Linked DNA regions of Homo sapiens: all the other regions are linked to region 2. A link is a contact called in ENCODE Hi-C or POLR2A ChIA-PET data. All regions are on one chromosome and are shown on one strand. Each heading gives the region's core, a stretch centred on a gene start or an enhancer-like site at or near the end of the contact. The rest is flanking DNA. Distances are from core to core; before and after follow the strand shown. Region 1 overlaps IQSEC1 (IQ motif and Sec7 domain ArfGEF 1). Region 2 holds the start of RPL32 (ribosomal protein L32). Region 3 has its middle 40 kb from the start of TMEM40. Region 4 holds the start of TMEM40 (transmembrane protein 40).

Region 1 (4,599 bases), core at 1,070-3,569, 110 kb after region 2:
CACTGTAGCTGCCTTGGGGATGCTTCTCCCAAAAACCCAGCCCATTGAACAGGACTGGTGAACACACCAGTGTGAGTCCTTAACTGCGCCTCTGAATTTATTATCTCTCTCAGACACCTGGGCTACATGCAGACCAAGGAATGGGCCGAGGCACCTCTTCCAAGTCCCTGAATATTCCTGGCAGTTCAGAGTCTCTGGAACATCCTATGAGCGTTAGGTGGCTGCCGCCCAGCCCCTTTCCATAGATTTGTGCAAAGGAAATAAGACCAATGTGTGCAGCAGTACATACGAGGATGTCCACAGCAGTGTTGTTTCTGATTATAAACATCTGGAAATAACCTAAATGAGCATCGACAAGGGGATGACTGAAATTAATTCTGTATCCACACACTGGAAATAACATCAAAATGGGGTAAAGATCTAGTTTGATGGCTGTTCTTATGAAAAAGCCTTGGGGATTTTTTGTGGACTATAAGATGAATGTGAGCTGATGTCATGATGTGGCCGAGAAGCCAGTCACCAACATGAATAAAAAGCCAGGAGCAAAAATAGCCCTGCTGCCCGCCACAGTTCTCAGACACAGCAGAAGACAGTGTCTGGGGGCTGCACAGACAGTCCAGAGCCTGAGGGCAGGGACAGCAGACCTGGGACACCTGCATGCCCTACCCACTCCTCCCTGGCAGACATTGCTAATTGATCACAGACTCCCTCCTAAAGAGCTTGGATGAAGCCTCAGCCTCCTTCCAACACAGCACTCCATACAACTGATCCCAGCTAGCATGTGAGATGGACTCTATTTGCCAAGGCCAAATAACAGTATGCCAGGAAGCAGTATAACAGTATGCTCCTATCAAGAGCTGGGGCTGTGCAGCCGGGAGGAAAGCAGCCTCGGGGAGATGATGTGATCCCCATCATCAAGCCTCTGACAGGCTGACAAGCCGAGGCTAGAGATTTCTCCTGCAGGCAGAACTATGACTGCCAATACCCGACGTGATGAAGTACACTCTCATGTGGTTAGGGCTGCTTAGGAGGTGGTGAGTTCTCTGTCACTGGAGGTGTGCAAGCTGCGGCAGGTCAGACACCCGTCAGAGAGGTGGTACAAGGGACTCCAATCCTGGCTGGAAGCCTCTATCCCAGGGCCATATGACCTGTCTGAGTCTGCCATCTTTACACCGAGGTCTCAGCTTAACCCCACTTCCTCCACAAGGCCACCCTCACCCCACACACTCTTCCCCACCCCGGGGATCACCTGATCTCGTGTGCAGTCCATCTGCACCATGGAGGAGTCTTGCTCTGTGAGGGTGGGAGACAACTGCCCAAGCATCCCCCAAAGCCCTGGCCTCCAGCAAAGATGGGAATGGCCATGAGCAGGAGGCCTGCTCCTTCCCATGAGATGAGTTCTGTATGTCCTGGATGGGCCCCTGGTGGTGGGACAGGCCAAGGACAGGGCCAGAGAGCACGTAAGGGCCTGGAGCTGCATGTGGATGCATCCACACTCTGCCCCAGAGCCCATCACGTGCTAAGGCACAGTGAGCCCTCCTTTCCCAGACTGGGGACTCCAAGCTTTGGTCACTGAAAGGTCGCCAAGCTCTTCCCCCTTCTCCAGTTTTCCAAACATGTTTTCCTGTGATGGAAGTGGTATGTGGTGTTTTATGTGGGGACATGGCTGGGTGAAGCGCTAGATCCCTATAGGACAGTGTTGCAATGGACACCTCGCAGGAATAGAGATCACAACTTGAAGAGTTTCCTCCTGCTGCCCCGCCCCACCCAGGCTTTCTGCCAAGCAAGGGGCCAAGCAGGCTCCTGGGTGGAATTCTAGCTCTACTGCTTACCAGCTGTGTGACCACAGGAGGAATTAATGCTGTGCCTCAGGTTCCTTCCTCTAAAATTGGGGTAATTAGTGTATCTACTTCACAGGACTGTGAAGACTTAGTGGAGCTAATTAATACAGTGAGGTCCTTAAGAAAGTGCTTGGCTCTTAAAAAGCACTTTTCAATGGCTGTCTTGGGTTATTCTCTGATCTACAAGCCCCAGCAGCTGGAGGCAGGAAGGGCAGACAAGCCTAGTGCCCCAAGCCAGGGTCACCTGCCCTGCACCCTGCCTGCTGTTGAGACCCTCTCTTCGAGACACCCACCTCCAGGCTGGAGAGCCTGACCCCAGGGTGGAGGGAGACCTGGACCCAGACACCTTCCACTGGCCTGTTCCCTGGACTGGGGAGCTCATGGGGATGGGTGAGAAAGGCAGACAGTCCAACCCCAGCCCCTCAGCCCAGACCTGTTGGATGCCACGTCCCGACTCGCCAGGGAATGAGTCAGGGCTGGGGGGCTGTGGCCTCTCAGCCACGGATGTCTCTAATTATGGCCTATGAAGTAATGAATGACTTTTCTCAAGAAAAATGTTAGCCAGGGGAGGTTCTGGGCACCAGTGAGGGTACAAGATGAAAGCAGTGACCCACTGTTCACCCCCAATATCGACAACGACAATGGTAGTAACAGCGAATGTCTATATGGCTAGTGATGTTCTAAGCTGTATATGGAACACATTCAGTGCTCTCAATACCCTGCAGGCACGGAAAGGTGGCACCCATCCCCAAGGGCATATGGGCAGCTTGGCCAGGACGCCCGAACACTTGCCCATTGTGTTCATGCAACTTCTTACGGAGAGGGCAAACACACATGTATGTACACACATATACATACGCAAACACAAGTATACACGGGTCTGAATTATACAGCAGCAACTTCTCCACAAACCTGCCAGGTACAAGATGCCGTGGTGGGTGTGTTTAAAATACATGACCTGTAACTCAACCACCGTCGCTGGGAGGTAGCTAGGACTGCTCCCTTCTGCAGATGACAAACTCAGGGATGGAAGAGTTGAGTCACCAAGTCAAGGTTGTGAGTATAAGACAGAGTTGTGTGGGACCTGACCCCACACCATGCCTCTCCTGCCCAGCTGCTCAGGGGAAAAGCATGCTGCTGGCAGCTTGGACAGGGCTGGGTCCAGAGCCTAGGGGTCCTGGGGTTGTGCACAGTTATGAGATAAATCAGAGAAATAAGCCTAGCCACGTGTGGCCAGAGGGTGGCCACATCACATGGCAAAGCCACCCTCTTCAGAGGGGGCCGGGCCCCATGCTAGAGGAAGCAGGCAATCTTGAAAGCCTGTCTGTGGTTAAATGTCCATGCCAGCAGCCTCAGGCCAGACTCCTGGCAGTCTGCACAGGCCAGAGCAAAACAGCCTCCTGAAGTACGTATGCCCATCACGCCTCCAGGCCTCATGGCTTCCCCTATACTCTGCTTTCAGGGTTTCTGATTTCCAGAAAGGGAGCCTAGACTGGGCAGGCACAATTCATTTCCAGCCCTCACAAGCTCCCTCTTGGGGCTTTCTGTGGCTCTTCTCTGCCTAGGCCACATTAACCAAGGTTAGTCACCCAGAGGAAGGAAGGGGATGGTCTTGTTCTGCACAGGGCTATCTTCACCTCTATGCCCCCGTCTCGGGGAGGGATGGGACACAGCCAGGCAGGGTCTGGGGGGCGGGTGGGGGCACATCCTCTGAGCAAGAGCAGGGATGGCACAGCTGGAGAGAGGTGGCCGCCACCCCTGCCAGGTCTCTGCAGGGTGGTCCTGGTGCAGAGAGAACAGGCAGGTTTGTGAGGCCAGGGGCAGGAGCTTCAGACAGCTAGCAGTTTTGAACAGTTCAGCAATTTAAGAAGGGGCTGCTTTAAGGGCTAGTGCAGGTGTTCAAGCAGGGTCTGGAAAAATCAGTCTTTCTGGGCTGATGTGGCTGGGGCTGGGTCACCCACACGTATGCTCACCCACTATGCCACTATGCGACGGGGGAGCCCAGCACAAGCTAAGTACACAGATTTCACCCCTGCAACAAGCCTGTCAAGAAAGCACTGCTCTTCCCATTCTCCATATGAGAAAATGGAGGCTCAAGAAGGGCCCACTGTGATCCTTGCCCAGGACTGCAGACCACAGAGCAGAGCCAAGATTCAAATCCATGTCATTCTTCTAGTCCTTCCCATTCTGGAATGTTCTCGGGACTGCAGTCCCCAAGAGTTAGCCTGGCCCCAAGGAGCAGAATGCAAGGATACAAAGAAATGGACCTCAAAGGAAAACCGAATGTGCAAAGAAGGGACATAAAGTTGGCCAGCTGTGGTGGCTCACGCCTGCAATCCTAGCACTTTGGGAGGCCGAGGTGGGACACTGCTTGAGGCCAGGAGTTTGAGATCAGTTTGAGAAACGTAGCAAGACCCTGTCTCCACAAAACATTTTTTAAAAATATTAGCTGGGCATGATGGCAAGTGTCTGTAGTCCCGGTGCTTTCGGAGGCCAGGGCAGGAGGATCACTTGAGGCCAGGAGTTGAAGACCAGCCTGGATAACATAATGAGACTCCATCTCTACAAATTTTTTTTTTTTTTGATACGGAGTCTCACTCTGTTGCCCAGGCTGGAGTGCAGTGGCGTGATCTCGGCTCACCGCAAGCTTCACCCCCGGGGTTCATGCCATTCTCCTGCCTCAGCCTCCCAAGTAGCTGGGACTACAGGCACCCACCACCATGCCTGGCTAATTTTTTTTTTGTATTTTTAGTAGAGA
Region 2 (4,713 bases), core at 1,090-3,589:
CTCAGAGAATGTACAACACCCCCCGCCAAAATGCATCCCAAGAGTTTGTAGAGTTCCTGCCAGAAGTGCTCACACAGATGCAAACTTCTGATCACTGAAAACTAGAGGTGGGACCCAACTCACTTGTTGCACATCAGCAGCACTTCCAGCTCCTTGACGTTGTGGACCAGGAACTTCCGGAAGCCACTGGGCAGCATGTGCTTTGTTTTTTTGTTGCTTCCATAACCAATGTTGGGCATCAAGATCTGGCCCTTGAATCTTCTACGAACCCTGTTGTCAATGCCTCTGGGTTTCCGCCAGTTACGCTGAAGGAAATAATACACAGGTGGGTTAGCGTCTGTGCAGAGTGCGAACTCTTCCTTTTGGGGAGGGAAAAAAAGGACCAAATGAAAAGGAAGTATGCCACACAGTAGTTGCCTTTGGTAACAGGACTTCACTATTTCCTTACTTTTTTGGTGGGAAAAACCAGGAGCTCGTGGCTTTAGCCACTAGGGATGAAGGCACCCCCACCATTGCCACTCCCAAGCAATGGAGGAGGCACCAATGGGATGCGAGGGGACTGTGTAGATACTGAGATGGCAAGCACAGCTGCAGACACTGCTCTCAGCACCTGAGTTTTCTTGTCTATAAAATAGGGATCCTGCTGTCACAAGGCAACCCAAAATACAGGACACAAATGCAAAGCCCTCTGAACACATCAAAACGGCCAAATGTCCCTTTTCATTAAAGTTTCGCTTCACACATCAAGAGACATAAGTACCAGCACTAGGGCACACTGGGGGAGACCTGTATTTCTACAGAAAGCTCTTCCACAAGCCAGTTCATCGGTCAAAGATAATCCTGACTAGGTGATGTCAGAAACTGTTGGAAACTCTTTTCTTCACCCCACACCCATTTCCATCCCAGGACCACATACCTTAATTTTGACATATCGGTCTGACTGGTGCCGGATGAACTTCTTGGTTCTCTTTTTGACGATCTTGGGCTTCACAAGGGGTCTGAGGGCGGCCATGATGCCTTTTGGGGAAGAAGCGGCCCCAGGTGAGGAAGAATCCTGGAAGGAGGCTTTCCTGCCCAGGGACTGAACACTGTCGCAGAGTGTCTTCCAATCGCCAGCTACGGAGCAAGCTGGGAATGGAATGGGTGCCTCTGCCAGGCTTGCTTTCCCTCCCTTTCCGAAGCTGGCAGAATACTAGGCACTCTCCAGATGCGATCCCAGGAGGTCAAGGGTCACCTCACCCACTCAGAGCCCAAAGAATGCCAACAGCTGAGCAAATCAAAACTGACCCCAAGACACTCTCAATTTGCAAGGGGCAGCAAATCCCACCCCACCAGTGTCCGAACCCCCAGATGGTCCTTCCGGTAGTACTGGCCTTGACCATCTACTTGAACCTGAGTCTTTTCCTCACCTGTAAAATGAAGATGACACTGCGCGCTGAATGCCTGCAGTGCCTGTCACAGGGTAAATGTTCAATAAAACCTTCTAATTCCCTAGGGAGCTGCTGCGCTACCACACCCTCAACACACACAAAACCACCATATACCTCTGAAGATGCCTCAAACCTGGAGATCTTCCAGTATCAACTCACACCTTCCTCAGTGTGGTCTTCCGAGCCATTGATTTCCTACAGCAGCACCCCTTCTGCTCTCTTCGCAGCCATCAACTGGCCCAGAGTGGGTACTCAATGAACCACGTATTCAAAACGACTCTGCCTTCTGGCCCATGATATCCTCGAAGGCAAGGTGGGGGCAGTTGCATCTTCATATTCCCAGAGATACTACCAGAATTTCTGCCTGCAGCTGGACCAGCCGACCTACAGCTCGTCTTTCCTTGGCGGTCCCGCAGCAGCAGCCCTCGGGCCAGAGACTGCAGCGGAAGAAGCCGGCCATGGCATGAACGAATACACGTGGGCCGACATTGGTGAGCGCTGGGATCCACAGATCCCAGCTGAAAGCTGTCAAGCTGGGCCACCCCTGGTCGTCCCACGGCCCCCAGGAGACCCCGAAGTCTGGCCTCAACTAGCACCCTCCACCGCCAAGGAACAAACAAGCAGCCCGCAGCTCTGAATACAGGCGGAGGGCAGGAGGCTCTGGGACGCAAAGCCCTATCAACTCGGCGGCTTCGTTCTGTTCCTGTACACGCTCCAGTAAGCTGACAATAACAATACCCACAGACACTACCGCGCTGAAGGGGAGGCCTCCGCACCACTGGGCGACGGGGCCAGATGAATCCCGCAGGAATGCGGATTGCCACGGATTAACACTTACCGAGAAGGAGATGGCTGCCACCTCCGTAGGCAGCGCCGAGGAAGAGAGAAGGGACGGTGGCGCGCAAGGGCTGATGGGTCGTAACCCCTGGGTCCTAGCAGGGAAAAAGGCAAGCACTTCCGGCTCCGGCTCTTTTAAATAAAATAAAGACACGTCAAAAAATAATGCCGCAAAAATTCTGAGTATACATGTTTTAATAGACAATAATAACTAGGAATAGGACTGAGAAATGTATTCTACCTATCCTTGGGACTACGTAGAAATTTGGAATTCTTTCTGAGCTAATAAGACCTGGTGGAGGGAGGAATTTACTTCCGCCAGAAGTCGAAGCCAATCCGCTTTTGGGCTATTTCCGCCCGCGTTTCTTCTACTCCGAAGTGCGCCTCTTAGTGGTCAGAAGAGAACAAGACAGAGACTTCCTAATAATTTCATCACCGAATTTAGACAGTAAATAGTAACGAAAACAGCTAACATGCGATGGAGTTCACTATGCCTACCACAATTCTATAACGTACCCCTATTATTGTCTCCATTTTGCATATGTGGAAGATGAAATTTGGAGACTTGACTCCAAACTCCACGCTTCTAACCACTGGGCGAAACTGCCTAGTTTTTCTTTGTTCATTTTTTAGAAATGGGGTCTCACTCTGTTGCCCAGGCTGGTCTTGAACTCCTGGGCTCAAACGATTCTCTCGCCTCAGCCTCCTGAGTAGCTGGGATTACGGGCACGAGCTACTGCCTAGATGTTTTTTGTTTTGTTTTGTTTTTTGGTTTTTGGTTTTTTTTAGACAGGGCCTCCCTCTGTCACCTAGGCTGGAATGCAAAGGTGCCATCTCACGGCTCACGGCAGCCCCTGCCTCCCAGACTGCCTAGTTTTTAAAGATGCTCTTGATTTGTTTTGCTTAGCTTTTGTATTTAAGATTATTGTGCAAATTGGCTGAGCACTATGGTTCACACCTATAATTCCAATACTTTGGGAGTCTGAGGTGGGAGATTTGCTTGAGCCCAGGAGTTCAAGACCGGCCTAGGCAACATAGTAAGACCCTGTCTCTACAAAAAATAAAATAATTAGCTGGGGCTGGTGGCGCATGCCTGTAGTCCCAGTTACTCGAGAGGCTGAGCTGGGATGATCACGTGAGCCCAGCAGTTCTAGACTGCAGTTAGCTGTGATAATGCCACTGCACTCCAGCCTGAGTGACAGAGCAAGACTCTGTCTCAACAACAACAAACCTATAAAGACAAATAACCCAATTGAAAAATGGGTAAAGAATCCAAATAGACATTTCTCTGTGGCCAATGAACACATGAAATGATCCACATCATTAGCCATCAGGGAAATACAAACTGGAACTGCAGTGAGATACCATTTCACACTCACTAGGACAGAGAAATGGGAATGTCCGTACAGTGCTAGTGCAAATATGAAATGGTGCAGTCACTTTGGAAAAGAATAGCATTTCCTCAAAATGTTAAACATAAAGTTACTGTAAGACCCAGCGACTGGGCGCGGTGGCTCATGCCTGTAATCCCAGCACTTTGGGAAGCTGAGGTGGGCAGATCACCTGTGGTCAGGAGTTCGAGTCCATCCTGGCCAACATGGTGAAACCCCATCTCTACTAAAGTTACAAAAAATTAGCTGGGTGTGGTGGCACATGCCTGTAGTTCCAGCTACTAGGGAGGCTGAGGCACGAGAATCACTTGAACTCAGGAGGTGGAGGTTGCAGTAAGTGGAGATCGCGCCATTGCACTCCAGCCTGGGCAACAAGAGCGAAACTTTGTCTCAAAATAATAATAATACATGAATTGGTGTCCCACAAAATGAAGATACTTTTTTTCTGATAAGAATATACACATAAGATTTATGTCAACTCAGTAATCATTCAGGAGGTTTTACTTCCTGAGATTTTTTTTAATGAAAACATTTTCTCAAGTTAGATTCCTAGGGTGTCTAAGTCAATGCCAAGAAAAGTTTGGAAAGACTTTGAGAGAAGGCCAGCCCAGCATCTTTCTTGTAAGCGGAGGTAGATTTGGTTTCACAGAGGCCTACTGGAAGTGATAAAAGGGAAGAATTCTTTAGGAATCACTTTAGTGTTTACTGTACATGCTAGGGACATAAATTTTTTTTAAAAAAAGGAATCACTGTGGTGTAAAATACTATTAAAATTTCTCTAAAAGTCTAGAGCTGGGCTGGATATGGTGGCTCACACCTGTAATCCCAGCACTCTGGGAGGCCAAGGCAGGAGGATTGCTTGAGGCCAGGCATTCAAGAGCAGCCTGGAAAACAAACCAAGACCTCATTTATATATTAAAAAAAAAATAGCTGGATTTGGTGGCACTCACTTTGCAGTCCCAGTTACTTGGGAGGCAAGGGCAGGAGGATTGCTTGAGGCCAGGCATTCAAGAGCAGCCTGGAAAACAAACCAAGACCTCATTTATATATTAAAA
Region 3 (4,687 bases), core at 2,157-4,656, 120 kb before region 2:
CCTGGGATGCTGAGGTTTGCTTGAACCCAGGAGGTTGAGGCTGCAGTTTGCTGTGACTGGGCAGAGGCACTGGAGCCTGGATGACAGAGCAAGATCCTATCTAAAAAAAAAAAAAAAAAGAAAAGAAGAAGAAACAAGAAGGAAGAAGGAAGAAGATCCCGAGTAGAAGTGAAAGGGGAGAAAAAAGTTATGAAAACAAACAAAAAACAAGAGAAAAAAAAGCATTCTTATCTCCCCAACATAGTTTCTTCTCCTGCCTTAGCTTTCTCCCCACATGAATGGAATGGTATGTACTTATGAGGTTGATTGATATCCCTGTTATTTTGTAGCTGCTTTTGTTTTCATTTAGTATTGCACGGCATTCCTGTATGAGGGAAGTCTAGCTAAACTTTAAAAAACATTACACAGCAGCATTTCCCATGATGTCACAGTCTTCAGAATAAGATATATATGTGTGTATATATATGTATATATATGTGTATATGTGTATATATGTATATATGTGTATATGTGTATATATGTATATATGTGTATATATGTATATAAGTGTATATATGTATATATATGTGTATGTGTGTGTGTGTGTGTATATATATATATTTTTTTTTTTGTTTTTAGAAGACAAGTCTCATTCTGTCACCCAGGCCGAAGTTGCAGTGGCAGGATCACAGTTCACTGCAGCCTTGAACTCCTGGGTGCAAGTAATCCTCCCATCTCAGCCTCTGGAGTAGCTGCGACTACTGGCATGCATCACCACACCCAGCTAATTTTTTTTTTATATTTTTTGTAGAGACAGGGTTTGGCCATGTTACCAAGGCTGGTCTTGAACTCCTGACCTTAAGTGATCCACCCACTTCAGCCTCCCAAAGTATTGGGATTATAGGCGTGAGCCACCATGCCCAGCCACACCCAGGTAATTTTCAAAATTTTTGCAGTCATCATTTTTTTAAAAAGGAGACATTCAGGTTACTTAATAGAGTTGTGCCCTTGATCACCCATTTCCCTTAGTTGTTTCCAATTTTTCACCAACATAAATAATGCTGCCACCAATATTTGCACATACACCTTTTCCTAAATTTCAAATTATGTCCTTAGGATAGATTCCCAGAACCTGGGTTGCTGGATCAAAGGGTAGGAACATTTTTATGGCTTCTGCTGGGTGTTGCCAGACTGCTCTCCCGATGAGTGGCTACTGGTTTATGCTGCCGTTAGCGTCGTACAAGACTGCCAGTTTCCACTAGGCCTTCCTAGTGTGAGGTATTATGATTGAAAATAGTTTTGCTATTTTAATGAGAAAATAAACTACCTCTCCATTGTTTTAACTTTCTTTGGTTATGAGAGACAATTTTTTTTTTTTTTTGAGACAGAGTCTCGCTGTGTCGCCCAGGCTGAAGTGCAGTGGCACGATCTCAGCTCACTGCAACCTACACCTCCCGGGTTCCCTCAGCCCCCCAAGTAGCTGGGACTACAGGTGCCAGCCACCACGCCCGGCTAATTTTTGTATTTTTAGTAGAGATGGGGTTTCACTATGTTGGCCAGGCTGGTCTTTTTTTTTTTTTTTTTTTTTTTTTTTTTTTTGAGACGGAGTCTTGCTCTGTGGCCCAGGCTGGAGTGCAATGGCACGATCTCTGCTCACTGCAAGCTCCGCCTCCCGGGTTCACGCCATTCTCCTGCCTCAGCCTCCCGAGTAGCTGGGACTACAGGCGTGCGCCACCTTGCCCGGCTAATTTTTTGTATTTTTAGTAGAGACGGGGTTTCACCGTATTCGCCAGGATGGTCTTGATCTCCTGACCTCGTGATCCACCCGCCTCGGCCTCCCAAAATGCTGGGATTACAGGCATGAGCCACCGCGCCCGGCCCCAGGCTGGTCTTGAACTCCTGATCTCATGATCTGCCTGCCTCAGCCTCCCAAAGTCCTGGATTACAGGCATGAGAGACAATTAACAGCTTCCCCCACCCCTTAAAAATAAGCTAGTTAAGGCCGGGCGCGGTGGCTCACGCCTGTAATCCCAGCACTTTGGGAGGCCGAGGCGGGTGGATCACGAGGTCAGGAGATCGAGACCATCCTGGGTAACACGGTGAAACCCTGTCTCTACTAAAAATGCAAAAAATTAGCCGGACGCGGTGGCGGGCACCTGTAGTCCCAGCTACTCGGGAGGCTGAGGCAGGAGAATGGCGTGAACCCGGGAGGTGGAGCTTGCAGTGAGCCGAGATAGCGCCACTGCACTCCAGCCTGAGCGACAGAGCGAGACTCCGCCTCAAAAAAAAAAAAAAAAAAAAGCTAGTTAATACTTCTTCTTTAGTAAATTGGATTGGGAGGAAAGCTCTGGCATGCTCACAGTTTAACCTCTCTAAGCCTCAGTTTCTTCATCTCCAAAATGGAGTGGTACCAAAGTGATTGTAAAGTCAAGTGAGATAAAGTCTGGGGTAACTTCTTTTAACAGTGTAGGTATTCATTACCATAATCCCACTCAGCCTCAAATTTACCTAATATTTACCTGTGTATCATAAAACCTTCTGCTTTGTCAATAATCTTTTTTTTTTCCCCTTTTGAAACGGGGTCTCACTTTGTCACCCATGCTGGAGTTCAGCGGCATGATCTTGGCTCACTTCAACCTCCACCTCCCGGGTTCAAGTGATTCTCCTGCCTCAGCCTTCTGAGAGTAGCTGGGATTATAGGCGCGCACCACCACGCCCAGCTAATTTTTGTATTTTTAGTAGAGACGGGGTTTTGCCATGTTGGCCCGGCTGGTCTTGAATTCCTGACCTCAGGTGATCTGCCCTCGGCCTCCCAAAATACTGGGATTACAGATGTGAGCCACCATGACCGGCCAGCAATCTTGAAAACTTCCACCGCATCCCAAATCTTGAAAAACCTCTCTCTCTTTGTGTGCGTATGAGACAGAGAGAGAGGAGTGAGAGACAGAGGAGAGAGAGAGGAGAGAGAGGAGTGAGAGACAGAGGAGAAGGAGAGAGGAGAGAGGAGAGAGAGAGAGACAGAGAGAGACAGAGACAGAGAGAGAGACAGACAGAGAGAGAGAGAGACCTGAGGTCTTAGAAGACCTGAGGTCTTAGAAGGCTGGAGGCAAGGTCCCTCCTTTCCATTCTTTAATTTCCTCCGTTTTTCGAGGGAAACACTACGACTTGTTTGGAGTCTTACGGATAAGAGCCCTCTGTTACTAATGATATTAATAATGGCATCTGTTAATGAGGACGTCGTTATTATCTAACATTGGCAGGAGAAGAAAGCTCCGCGGCACAAGGGAGCAACCTCTCGTGTTCTGCAGACCCGATTTCGCATTTGGGAGAAGAGCTCTACTCCCCACAAAAGTCAGTGACACTCCAGACCCTGCAGAGACGCCTCCAGGGTGCGAAGTGGACTCTGGCCGACCTGTCAGGGGCAGCAGCCAGAATCCATCAGTTAACCACTCTGAAGGAAGTTTCTGCTTCAACGTTTTCCCCGTTGCTAGGAAACACTGCTTTGCCGCTGCTCATTGGTTAGCGCCCCCTCTTGTGTCTATGCCCTGTAATAGCACCCACAGTTGAGCAAACAGTAAAGACTAACACATGATTTAAATCGTCTTTATTGTGAAATATAACATACAGAAAAGTATCTAGGATATACATACAGCTTGGAAAATAGATATTGTGTATCTATTGTGTAACCACCACCTACAAAAACAAAGCATTGCCAGCGCATTAGACACTGGCCCTGCTTCTCTCCCTCCTTCTCCCCAGCAGGTGTTTATCTTTTCACTTTCCTTACAGTTTTATTACCTGTATGTATGTATCCTTTTTTAATATTTTATTTTCTTTGTTTTCTGGCTGCTCCTCCAATTTGCCCTGCTTGTTTCTGCCTCAGGGGCTTCGTACTTGCTATTCCTTCTGCCTGAAACACTTTTCCTCCAGACAGCCGCATAGCTAGTCCTTCACTTCCTTTGCCCAACGTCATCTTTTCAGTGAGCACTTCCCCAGCACTCCCTGTCCCCTGCTTTTTTTTTTTTTTTTTTTTTTTTGACACTGAGTTTCACTCTTGTCACCCAGGCTGGAGTGCTCACTGCAACTTCCACCTCCTGGGTTCAAGCGATTCTCCTGCCTCAGCCTTTCAAGTAGCTGGAATTACAGCCACCCACCACCATGCCCACCTAATTATTGTAGTTTTAGTAGAGACAGGGTTTCACCGTGTTGGCCAGGCTGGTCTCAAACTCCTGACCTCAGGTGATCCACCTTCCTCGGCCTCTCAAAGTGCTGGGATTACAGGCGTGAGCCACTGTGCCCAGCCCCCTCTTCTTACATAGCACTTAGCACCCTCTGACACATTTTTCTTACCTCCATCTTCCTCCACTAGAGTTGAAGCTACAACAGAGTTTCTCAGCTTCAGCACTATTGCCGTCTGAGGCTGGAGAATTCATTGTTATGGAGGCCTAGCCCGTGCACTGCAGGGCATTTGGGAGTATCCCTGGCCTTTACAAACCAGATGCCAGTTGCGCCCTCCTCACCATGGTTGTGACAACTAAAAGTGTCTCCAGGCATTGCCAAATGTTCCCTGGTTGGTGGTGCGGCAGGATGGTGGCCAGGGCAAAAATCACCTCACTGAGAATTGCTAAGACTTTGGGCTGGCTTTGTTTACCCCTTGTCTAAAACACAGTCAGGTAGCCAGTAAGTGTTTACTCATCTCAGTCTCAGC
Region 4 (4,554 bases), core at 1,690-4,189, 82 kb before region 2:
CATGTACATATCTATGCATATGTATATGCTGGGGGTGCCAACGGCATGCTTCTTGAGAAGATTGTGCAATCAAAAAGTTAGATGAGTGCTGCTCTAGATCCTCAGACCAAGCTAGATACTAGGGGATGCTAGTCCTGGTTTGGGGTTTTTGGGTCTAATCAGATAATTTGTTCCAGATTTAGGGACAAGGAAAACTAGAGGGGGAGTTTGCCTTCCATAAAACTTTTTTGAGGCTCCACTGACACATTTGAAGATTAATAGGAAGAAACCTAAAACTCATAAAATTCTTTCCCTGGCTCGCATCGTCCTAACTTGGTGTAGTGTTGAGTCAAACACCAAAGCACCAAGGTGGGTGCCCAGCTAGACAGAGCCAGGCGGGTCCCTTCTCCCACAGCCTGGAATCTCAGTCTCTGTTTCTTTCTTTCCCATCTTTCTCTCTCTCTGTTTCTACCCACCTCCCTCTCTCTCTCTCTATCTCTTTCTCTCTCTCTCACACACACACACTCTGTCTCTCACAACACACACCACACATATACACACTCTCTCTCTCACACACACACATACACACACACAACTGACAATAAGAAACAAAAAGGTAGCATCCAGCACAAGAGCTTGTCAGTTCTCTTGAACATCAGACAGACCTAGATCTTCAGTTCCCGCCTCTACCCCTCACTGACTCTGAGACCTGGAGCGTGTCACATCCATTCTCAGAGCTTCAGAATCCTTAGTTGGAAAAATGGGCATGCCTACAACTCAACATACAGTGACAAATAATCCAGTTTAAAAACGGACAGAGGATTCGAATAGACATTTCTCGAAAGAAGACACAGAAATAGTCAATAGCACATAGAAAGATGCTTCACATCACTGGGTGCGGTGGCTCATGTCTGTAATCCCAGCACTTTGGGAGGCTGAGGCGGGCGGATCACCTGAGGTCGGGAGTTCGAGACCAGGCTGGCCAACATGGAGAAACCCCATCTCTTCTAAAAATACAAAATTAGCTGGGCATGGTGGCAGGTGCCTGTAATCCCAGCTACTCGGGAGGCTGAGGCAGGAGAATCACTTGAACCCAGGAGGCAGAGGTTGTGGTGAGCTGAGATCGCACCATTGCACTCCAGCCTGGGCAACAAGACTGAAACTCCGTCTCAAAAAAAAAAAAAAAAAAGATGCTCCACATCATTAGTCATTAGGGAAGTGCAAATCAAAACCACCATGGGATACCCCTTCACACCCACTAGGGTGGCTTACCATAAGACATACAGACACTAACAAGTATTGGTGAGGGTACGAAGAAACTGGAGCCCTCATACATTGCTGGTCAGATTGTAAAATGGTGGTCACTTTGGAAAACAGTTTGTCAGCTCCTCAAAAGGTTAAAAAAGATTTACTACATGACCCAGCAATTCCAATCCCTAGTATATTCGCAAGAGAATTGACAACCTATATCCGAACAAAGACTTGTAATGAATGTTTATAGCAGCATTACACATAACAGCCAAAAATGGAAAAGCTGGAATTACAGGTGCGCATCACCATGCCTGGCTAATTTTTGTATTTTTAGTAGAGACGGGGTTTTACCATGTTGGCCAGGCTGGTCTCGAACTCCTGACCTCAAAGTGATCCACCCGCCTCAGCCTCCCAAAGTAATGGGATTACATAGGTGAGCCATGGCGCCTGGCCCTGAATTATACACTTTTAAAGGGTGAATTTTATAGTAGTGAATTACATCTCAGTAAATCTGTTATTTAAAAAAAAAAAAAAGAAAGAAAGAAAAAGGAAAGACTCCACCCACAGGATTGTTGTGAAAGTGAAATAAGGCAGGGAGCAGGGCAGGCCCAGCATGGTCCCTGACGTGCAGCCAGCACTTGAGATCTCTCTCTCTCTGATCCTTTTCACAAGGAGGATTTCCCAGCAAAAGTAACCTGGTGCTTTAGGGCTACACTAGCTTGAGTTCACTCCCCACCACTCCCACTAACACACACTCCTGACTCCTTAGTTAGGGCTCTGAACTCTTCTGGGCAGTTTCTTAACAAAACAGAAGAAAATAATAAGCACAAGACCATAATCATTCTCATTCCCCTTAAAAGGAAACTAGGTTGGCTTGAGGCCTAAAAGCCAGGGTGCTCTGAGCAGAGGTGGCTCTAGGACAAGGATGACAGCCTACGGGGGTGGGTGGGGGGAGCTCTGAGAGGTCTGCCAAGCCCCCCTCCCCTTGGGCCACACCACCTGTGCCTGAGCCCCCAACAGGCAGCAGGGCCCCCTCCCCATGGCCCAGCTCTCTGGCATATCCTCCCCGGGGGTGCCTTTGAGCTGGAGGCAGAGGACGGCTGACTTCTTCCTTCCAAGTCTCCCAAACCTGGCTGGCAGCCCAGGGTGGCTTCCTCCAGGAAGGGCAGAGAGAGGGGCAGCTGCCTGTAGTCACTGATGGTGGTGCAGAGGCTGAGACATTTGCGGGAACACCCCTCCCCTCCTAAGCTGTTAGGTTCCATAACAGTGAGGGTGTGAGGTGCCTTCAGAGATCTAGCTGGACCCTTCATTTTACAAGTAGGGAAACTGAGGCTCAGAAAGGTCAAGGGTTTTTCTGAAAGTCTTGCAGCAAGTTGGTGACAGAATTGGGAGCTGGTCACCTACCATGGCCAAGTATAGGCGGGTGGAAACCTCAACACAACCCAGGAAGGTGAATATTTGTCATCCTCCCCTGAAGTAGAGACAGGTTCTCACACAGCTAGGAAGATGCAGAGCTGGGACTCAAACCCAGGTCCACCAAGGAACCACACAATATCAAGCCTATTGAGGACACTCTTTCTCCCGATTTCCTTAAAAGCTGACACTCCACCCCACTGCTCACCCAGCCCCATGTCCCATTACCTGTGGTCCTTCAGCTTGTCTGGGCAGCAAGGGGAGCTCTGTGTAGACTATGTGGATGCTGGGCTGGTCAGGGGAAGGAGAGGACAGGCTGCACCTGTGACAGCAAGGAGGGCGGGACTACCGTGACGTTGTCCCTGGGCCCCACTCGCTCACTGGGATGGCATTCCTTCCTGCTGGTGCTATCAGCCCCAGGCCTTCCTGTCTGACTTGACTCTTCCCTACAACACTGCGGAGGGGCAGGTGGGGCAGCTACATGCCTGGTCCTGCCTCAGGGCCACAGCCATGCCTTCAGACTCCAGGAGACAGTGAAATGGGGGCAGCTGTGCCACCCTTGGCTGTACCAAGCTCTGGGAAGGAAGGAGGGGACGTGTCCCAGGTACCCCCTCCACCCACATTGGTGAGGCTGACTCAGGCCCCAGCCACGTGTCCCAACCTGCCCTGCGCGTCCCAGAGGGGAAGGAAGATATTCCAATGCTCCCAGGAGGCTGAGGTTGGGCAGGGAGCAGGAGAGAGGGCCTGGGGGCTCAGGAGACTGGCAGTGCCCACTCCTAGGGAGGAAACTGGGTTACAGCTAGAAGTACTTTTGGAGAGCACCCACTCGCCTTGTGCAAGTGGGAAAACACAGGTCCCTAGAGAGGTGAGAGGAGCAGTGTCAGACCTCACACAGCCGAGGGCAGGGCCCCAGCTCAGCTTGCCTCCACCTCTCACCTCTCACTTATCCAGCACTGTGGCAGCAGGACAGGAAACAAGTCCTACCACGGGAGCCCCCAGCCTTGGAGGGAAACAGGCAAGGCCCAGGAGCTGTGGGCTCCCCAGGAGGACTTCCTGAAGAGGGGTCTTCCATACCCTAAGCTCAGCCCCCAGATCTTGACACTTTGCTTTCTCACACTCTGTATCTGACCCATCTGGAAAATCCTGTTGGTCCTGCCTTCAGTATAGCCTGAATTCAGCCCCTTCTCTCCACTCCTCAACTGTCACCTTGATCCAGCCAGTGTCAACACTGGGCTCCCTGCTCCCCGCCTCGCCCCTGGCTATTCTCATCAGCCAGGCAGCCAGGGGGTCCTGTTCAAACCCAAAGCAGCTCATGTCCCTCCCCGCTCAGCAGCTGCCACACTCCCACTGCACTCAGGGTAAAACCCAAGGTCTTACAAGCCCCTGCGAGATCTTCCCCACACCTCTGGCCCTCTCTGACCTTGGTTCCCATGACTTCCTCCCTCACTCTGCTCCAGTAACACTGGAACATGTTCCAGTTCCCCTGGGTGGGCTCCCTCCTCAGGGCCTTTGCCCTGGCTGTTCCCTCTGCCTGGAGTGCTCTCCCCCTAGAAAGCCACCTGGCCCCCCGCTCACTTCAGCTCTCTCCTCACAAGTCACCTACTCCATGAAGCCTTATCTGACCATCCTGCTTAAAGTAGTAACCCCACACCAGCTTTCCCTCTGCCTGCTTCACTGCTCACCATCTGCTGTGCTGCATATTTTCTTGTTATGTCTATTTTCTCATTACGTATTGCTTTGCTACAGGACCTAGGATCATGTCTGACAGTAGGTGCTCACTAATTTTTTTTTTTTTTTGAGTCAGGGTCTCGCTCTGTTGCCCAAGCTGGAGTGCAGTGGCACGATCATCACTCACTGCAAACTCAAACTCCTGGGCTCAAGCCATCCTCTCACCTCAGCCTGCTGAGGAGC

The links. Hi-C counts contacts between places; a loop is a spot of excess contacts on that map. ChIA-PET counts read pairs that join two places held with the same protein, here RNA polymerase II (POLR2A). Pooled maps may share reads with other maps.
Region 1: a loop to region 2 is called in a pooled map, with 2.3 times the contacts of the local background. The contact joins the enhancer-like site here to the promoter of RPL32 in region 2. A Hi-C loop is called at or near these places in 1 of 50 pooled maps. POLR2A ChIA-PET finds 5 or more read pairs at or near these places in 2 of 52 experiments (T-cell and WTC11).
Region 3: a loop to region 2 is called in a map of naive thymus-derived CD4-positive, alpha-beta T cell, with 10 times the contacts of the local background. The contact joins the enhancer-like site here to the promoter of RPL32 in region 2. A Hi-C loop is called at or near these places in 2 of 168 maps with a recorded cell type or tissue (both naive thymus-derived CD4-positive, alpha-beta T cell), 1 of 37 single-sample maps with no recorded cell type and 9 of 50 pooled maps. POLR2A ChIA-PET finds 5 or more read pairs at or near these places in 4 of 52 experiments (H1, HEK293, activated T-cell and 1 more).
Region 4: a loop to region 2 is called in a map of mammary epithelial cell, with 4 times the contacts of the local background. The contact joins the promoter of TMEM40 here to the promoter of RPL32 in region 2. A Hi-C loop is called at or near these places in 1 of 168 maps with a recorded cell type or tissue (mammary epithelial cell) and 4 of 50 pooled maps. POLR2A ChIA-PET finds 5 or more read pairs at or near these places in 11 of 52 experiments (A549, AG04449, AG04450 and 8 more).

What each region holds. Positions count from the first base shown.
Region 1 is chr3:12,946,237-12,950,835 of GRCh38, forward strand. The region is part of intron 1 of IQSEC1 (IQ motif and Sec7 domain ArfGEF 1); the gene reads right to left. Among named protein-coding and RNA genes, the nearest start is that of LINC02022, 63 kb to the left of the region's middle. RefSeq lists enhancers at 847-1,348, 3,523-3,702 and a silencer at 2,883-2,962. Within about 2 kb of position 2,320, at least 8 of the 41 ENCODE cell types and tissues checked have a DNase peak (open chromatin) inside an H3K27ac peak, as active enhancers do.
Region 2 is chr3:12,839,226-12,843,938 of GRCh38, forward strand. It overlaps RPL32 (ribosomal protein L32), which reads right to left and starts at 2,340. Exons shown (of 4, transcript NM_000994.4): 1 at 2,269-2,340; 2 at 917-1,017; 3 at 124-305. The coding sequence starts at 1,012. SNORA7A (small nucleolar RNA, H/ACA box 7A) reads right to left here and starts at 1,225; the gene lies at 1,087-1,225. RefSeq lists enhancers at 700-1,638, 1,639-2,575, 2,669-2,918.
Region 3 is chr3:12,716,730-12,721,416 of GRCh38, forward strand. No RefSeq gene overlaps it. Among named protein-coding and RNA genes, the nearest start is that of TMEM40, 40 kb to the right of the region's middle. RefSeq lists an enhancer at 3,297-3,346. Within about 2 kb of position 3,407, at least 2 of the 41 ENCODE cell types and tissues checked have a DNase peak (open chromatin) inside an H3K27ac peak, as active enhancers do.
Region 4 is chr3:12,756,320-12,760,873 of GRCh38, forward strand. TMEM40 (transmembrane protein 40) reads right to left here and starts at 2,940. Exons shown (of 12, transcript NM_018306.4): 1 at 2,872-2,940. RefSeq lists enhancers at 1,808-1,987, 2,943-3,528 and a silencer at 3,553-3,642.